Linked DNA regions of Homo sapiens: region 1 is linked to region 2. A link is a contact called in ENCODE Hi-C or POLR2A ChIA-PET data. All regions are on one chromosome and are shown on one strand. Each heading gives the region's core, a stretch centred on a gene start or an enhancer-like site at or near the end of the contact. The rest is flanking DNA. Distances are from core to core; before and after follow the strand shown. Region 1 holds the start of PLXNB3-AS1 (PLXNB3 antisense RNA 1). Region 2 holds the start of PDZD4 (PDZ domain containing 4).

The links. Hi-C counts contacts between places; a loop is a spot of excess contacts on that map. ChIA-PET counts read pairs that join two places held with the same protein, here RNA polymerase II (POLR2A). Pooled maps may share reads with other maps.
Region 1: a loop to region 2 is called in a map of sigmoid colon, with 14 times the contacts of the local background. The contact joins the promoter of PLXNB3-AS1 here to the promoter of PDZD4 in region 2. A Hi-C loop is called at or near these places in 3 of 168 maps with a recorded cell type or tissue (OCI-LY7, sigmoid colon and uterus), 1 of 37 single-sample maps with no recorded cell type and 7 of 50 pooled maps. POLR2A ChIA-PET finds 5 or more read pairs at or near these places in 1 of 52 experiments (activated CD4-positive, alpha-beta T cell).

The regions. Positions count from the first base shown.
Region 1 is chrX:153,765,212-153,768,112 of GRCh38, reverse strand. It overlaps PLXNB3-AS1 (PLXNB3 antisense RNA 1), which reads left to right and starts at 1,642. Exons shown (of 3, transcript NR_199696.1): 1 at 1,642-1,730. PLXNB3 (plexin B3) reads right to left here. Exons shown (of 36, transcript NM_005393.3): 2 at 2,533-2,642; 3 at 200-1,240. The coding sequence starts at 2,577.
Region 2 is chrX:153,829,250-153,832,311 of GRCh38, reverse strand. PDZD4 (PDZ domain containing 4) reads left to right here and starts at 1,768. Exons shown (of 8, transcript NM_001303512.2): 1 at 1,768-2,073. The coding sequence starts at 2,014.

The DNA of each region.
Region 1 (2,901 bases), core at 393-2,892, 64 kb after region 2:
CAGGGCACCTGGCAAGCTCATAGCATCCAGAGGGAGAAAGGTGGAAAGAAATGGGTGGAGAGCAGGCAGGAGACCTGGAGACTCAGCTGACCCCTGGCTGAGAGGTTGGCTGGCACTTCCCATGGGCAGGCACCCCTGTCCAGTGCTGAAAGATGCCAGCCATCCACAGAGAGGGGGGATGGAAGGGCATGCCACTCACAAGGGGCAGGGTGACGCAGCGCGACGTGACGCCGTACTCCACGGTGGCTTCCTCTGCGCCGCTGGGGCCCCGGCCGCCCGCCGTGTAGCAGAGTCTCCGGGCCTGCTCCATGCTGGCACCCAGCTCCACCATGGGGAAGGCACAGAGCGCCGCCTGGGTGCCCCTTGGGCCCGCGGCAAACACCCCTAGCAAGGTGCCCGGGGCAAGGAAGGCGGCCTGGATGAGGCCCTGGCCCTGGCAGGCGAGGGGGACCTCCACGTAGGAGTACAGGTTGGTGTCCCCCAGGCAGACGCGGGCCACGTAGGAGCGGTACTCAGCCTGGGCCCGGGCCCCGCGGCGGCGGAACACGAAGTAGGCGGAGCGGGCGTCGGCAAAGGCCCCGACGTAGCTGTTGTTGTAGTCGGAGAAGTCGCCCACCACCAGGCGGCCCAGGCCCTCGCTGGAGAAGGGCTGAGACCCGGCCAGCTGGCGGATGGCCAGGGGTGGCACCCCTGCCGACAGCTTGCCCGCCAGGCCTCTGGCCACAAGCAGGAGGTCCCGGCCGGGCAAGGGCACCACCAGCCCCACCGTTGCCACTCCCGGGGTATTGGCAGCCACAAACTGCCCGTCACCAGGGTCCTCAGCCTGGTACAGCACCTCGGCCACATCCCCAAGGCGCCGTGTCTCACACACGCCCTGCCGCACCTGCCCGCAGGCCACCAGCTCCTGGGCGCGGCTGCTCACCAGCAGCAGCTGGTTGGCATTGTCAGTGAGCTGGGCCTGTGGGCACTCGGCTGGGTCACGGAAGGGCACGCAGTCAGGGCTGTCGATTACAGGGCCAGTGACAGCCACGGCCTCGAGCTGCAGCTCGGGGCTGAGCTGGAAGAGGCGGTTCACTGCGCCGACATAGAGTGTGCCTCGGCCAGGTGCCAGTGCCAAGTGGTTGAGAGTGGTATTAGGTGCGGAGAAGCGATGGGCCCCTGTCAAGGGCAGTGGCGGTGGGGACAGCAGCAGCAGGAGGAGGCAGAGGCCGAAGGGAGGCCAGCGAGCCATCACGGGGGCCTGTGAGAGGGCACAGGTCAGGGCAGTGGGAGCGCAAGGCAGATAGAGGACCAGAGGAAGGTGGAAGGTGGGGTGGACAGAGGCCAGGGTGCTCAGGGCCAGGGAGGGAGGGAGGCAGAGAGATGGAGAATGAGAGAGAGTGAGCGGAGACAAGGAGACAGAGGGGGCACAGAGAGAGGGGGACATAAGGAGGGACAAAGACAGTGTCCAAGAGCTGGAGCAAGAGGCAGGGAGGGGTGCATGCACGCACGCACAAGCACACAAGGACAGAATTCTTTCATCTCCTACTTTATATGCATGTAGATTGTTGAAGGGGGGCAGGTCCTGGAAAGCCGCAAGAGCGCTAACAGAGGGACTGTGAGTCACAGAGGGGGCAGGGATGGAGAGAGGGCAGGGGAGGGAGGGAGGCCGCGGGAGCTGGAAGGCTGGCGGAAGCTGTGTCACAGCGCGCCCCTGCGCCCACCACCCAGACAAGAGAGATCTAAGTCAGGTGAGAGGAGTGAGGCCACCGTGTGCCCCAAGGGACCAGACAGGGAGAGAAAACCTGCCTTGGGCAGCCAGGGCCGGCTGCAAGGAGGAACCCTCCGCAGCTGGGGGAAAGAGCCAGGCAGCCGCGGGCTGAGCAAGGAGCAAGTCAGCGAAGAGGCAGGGGTGAGCTCCATGCTGGCGCCCAGCTCCAGGGCGAGGAAGCACTGGGGCAAGGCAGCGGGGGTGCTGGGAGAAGCCAGGGGTGTCAAGAGACAACACAGGCTTCAGGGGTGCGGGGAGGCCTGCTCCTGCCCCATGGGCCCCAGCAGTTTGGGTCTCTCAGGGCCTGGCACAGGGGGCCTCAGTGTAGGAGTGTCCCAGGAGAAGAGCAGACCAGGAGAGCTGGCTGGGGGAGGGGTCAGGGAAGGGGCAGGGAGGGGTGCCAGACTGGAGATGGTTCCTGGGTGTGCCTGGTGGGACCCCGGGGTGAGCCCCCGAGGGTGAGAGGTGGGAGCAGCCCCTTCTCTGGCCCCTCCTGCCCTCCACAGAGAGATGCTGCCCTGGGTGTGTGGTCACATGCCGACCAGGAGTGGGGCCGCTGCGACTCAGGGCAGAGCAGCGCCTGGAGGAAGGCCCAGGAGCCGCTTATCTCAGGAACACAGGCAGGAAGAGCACGGACACTTCCTGCGGACCCCGGGCTATCTGGGGCAGTGTCTGCCATGAGGGAGGCTGCAGCCTGTATGTCCTGGGCCTGGCCACAGCCATCCTGCCCTACCCTGCCCCTCCCAGGAACATTTCTGGGGACACCGGGCCTGGGCACTTACCATGAAGTGGTGCAGCAGAGGGGTCTCCTGGGCGGCGTGGCACATACGCTCAGTTCAGCTGCCCCAGGGCAGTGGCGATGGGCATGAGATGGCTGCGGGGGGGCATTGTCCTGAGTGGGAGGGAGACAGTCGAGGCTCAGCCCCATTCGAGCTGGCCTGGGGAAGGAGGGGCGGCGGTGGGGGTGGCGCCCAGGGCCTAGCGACCGGGCTCCCTCACAGCTGGCAGCTTTGTCAATAGTGGCCAGGCCAAGGCAGCCCTGCCTCCACCACAACAATGTTCCCTCTGTCCAGAGGCCAGGCCAGGGCCCCACTCGCTAGTGCTGTCACCCCCACTGGGCTGTTCTGGACAGGGGGCTCCTTGCCACTTCC
Region 2 (3,062 bases), core at 519-3,018:
CCCGGGTGGAGGAAGATTGGAAGAAGAGACAGGTTTGGCGAAGAGGTACCTACGGGAGTGCTCAGGGAGAGTGTGGGGCCCCGTGCTCGTCTTCGCGCCCATGCCGCTGGGGAGCATGCAGTGTGGAGGGGGCGCGCCAGAAGCTAGCGAACAGAGGGGACCATCTGGTGGAGGTCAGCCAGCTTCTCCCCAGGATGCGATGGACCCACGATGCCAGTGGCCATGGTGGGAGGGCTGGAGGCTCTGTATAAGCCCAACGGCAAGGGCTTCCTCTTACCACGGCTCATCTAGACACTGCCGCTAGTGAATGTTCTTCCATCCACCAGCTGCAGAGACCGATGCTGAGCCCTCAATATGACGCCATTCCTCAAGACTAGCCAGCCATTGGGTGGCAGGTTGCAACCTGCACACCAGCCCTTGTCTCAAGTTCTGCTTTCTGGGAGAAGCCCTGGATAAGAAACTCGCCTCTCTTCTCCACATTCTGGGCAGGCCCGCCATTCTTGATTTCTCTTCTAACGAGGAGCCAGGGAGGAAAGGAAGGGCTCCGATTCAACAGCCCCGTGTGGCTGGGGGTTCCCTCACTTGCCCAAACCTGGAAATGAAGCATGTAGCAATTTCTCCAAGTGATCTCCTGCAGCCGGGGCAGCCTCTGGGAACGCAGACTTCCACCCGCTGCTGCTTTCCAGGCAAAGGCCTTCTCCCTCCAGGCTTGTCCAAGAAGACGGGGAGGTGGTGGGAGAGAAGAGGAAGAGATGGAAGGGCTGTGAAAGCGGGGACCGGGTGAGGGCTGGGGCTGAGGAACAGGTAGGCGGCGGGCCCAGGCTGGCCAGTGCTGTGTGCAGGCCCGGGTCCCAAGGCCTCCGAGGCCACTCTCCCCACGACCCACCCCCTCCCCACGCTTCGCTCATCCTTTTTTCTTTCTCTCTTTCTTTTCTTTCCTCCCTTTCTCTCTTTCTTTCTTGTTTTAAACAAAGGTGTCCGTTTCAAAGACAGCAGGGAATGGCTGAGTTGAAGGAGGGATGCAGTCATTTAAGGCGAAGCCCGAGGAAGGAGCAGAGGCGTGAGGGCTGCTGCGTCCAAGACCGGGGAGAGGGGCTGAAATCGCGGACTCTCTCTGGGGGACCCAGGAGACTGCTCCTCCTGGCAGGACCCCTCTCTCCCAGAGCGGCATCGCGCAGACAACGCGCCTGGTGCCCGCCCCTCAGGACCGGACGCCGGGTGTCGTGGGGTGCCTAGGACCCCCGCCCGCTTCCGTCGAGCGCCCGCCCCCGGCTTCCCGCGCCGGCTCCAGCGCCCCCGCCGCTCCCTCCCGCAGCCGGCCCCGCTCCCCTCCCCGCCCCTCCCGGCGCGCGTGCGCCCCGTGCCCGCGCCCCTCCCCCGCCGCCGTGGGCGCGCTCGCGTGCCCGTCGTCCCGGGCGGGAGCTGGAGACGGCCAGCGGCTGCTGGACGAAGAGCGGGCGCCGGGAGCTCCGAGAGCGCGGCCGGGCGAGGCGGGAGCGCGGGCGCTGGCCTGGCCGCGGGCGGGGGCCGCCGCCGCGCCGCTGCCCCCCTGTCGCGGGCCGGGCCGCGGCGCCGAGCGCGAGGGCCGGGCTCCCGGGGCTGGCGGCCATGGGCAGGAGCCGGAGGCGGCAGCGGCAGCGGCGGGCCCCGCGGGCGGGGAGGCGCGCGGCCCACGGCCCCTGACGGCCCCTGGCGGCCCGGCGCGCCCCCGCGCTCCCTGGGGGGCCGTAGCCTGGCAACGCCCGGCGCGCCCGCCCATCCCCCGCTGCCCTTTTTCTCCTGGCCGGGTGCGAGGGAGCATGCCCGCGCCTGGCCTCGGCCAGCGAAGAGTTAACCTGAGGGGCGAGCCGCTGCCCCCACCTCGGGGGCGTGCCCCCCTCCCCCGCTAGGCGGCCCGCCCCCCGCGCCAGGGTATGGCCCCTGGCCCCGGCCCGGGACCCGAGGTCCCGCGCCCGGGTCAGTGAAAGGCGTCTTCCCGTTCCCGCCCTCCGCCTCCTCTCGCCGGCCAGCAACATGGGATGTAATATGTGCGTGGTCCAGAAACCGGAGGAGCAGTACAAAGTGATGCTGCAGGTAGGGCCGCCGGCGCTGCGGCGGGGGCGCGGCCCTCCGCGGGGAGGAGCGGGCCAGTGGGGAGGCCCGGAGCGGCGGGCGTGGGAGAGCGGGAGGGCTCGAGGAGGACAAGGTAGGGAGCCGTCCGCACCCTCCCATCCTGGGGCTGTTGGGTGTTGGCGCTCCGTGGGAACCAGCCACGGGTGGGGTGGGAAGTTGGGGTTGGCCCGGGTGGGGCGCGCTTCCGTCCCGGGAGGCGCGGTGCGGCGGGCGCGGGATGGAGGTTGCATAGCAACGAGCGCAGTTCCCCGCACACGCTCTCCCCGCAGGACCCAGGGCGGGGGAGGGAGCCAGGCTCCCGCCGTGCGGGGGGCGCCGAATCTAGATCCCGGCGGGCCTGGAGCGTGGGAGTGCGTGGGCGTCCCCGGGCGCGGTCCAAGTCCGTCCGGGGGCTGGGTGCCCACCCCGACACCCACTCCCGCCTGGCCCTGCCCGAACGATGGGCTCCCGGGCCTTAGGCGTCTCGGGTGAGTGGGCGCCGCCGGGATCAGCGGGTTGGGCTCTCTGCGGGTGGCAGTGCCTGGCCGGGCTTTGCGGGGCGTGGACCAGCAGGGCCCCGCGGGGAGGGAAGGAGACGCGGGGCCCGGAGCTCGGACCTGGAGCCCAGCCCCGCGGCCCGGAACGGGGCTTCTTGCCTGTGCGTGGCGTGACTACGTGAGTGCGTTCCTGTGCCCCGTCTCTGTGTGCGCGGAGGCTCCCCCGGCCCCGCATTTGTGTACTTTCTGTGTGCACCCTGCAGACTGTCTAGAGAAATGTCCCGGATGCTGTGGGCTGAGACCTCCTAGGGCTAAGTGGAGGGAGGTCAAGGTCAAGGCACCCAGGAGCAGACAGGGCTCAGACAGGTATGCGTTTAGTGGCCTGGATTCAACTCCCGGGTTTATTGGTCTGGACTGGGAAGGAATCAAGTGCTTTGCAGGAGGGGTGTTGGCTTGGGAGAACGTGGGGGAACC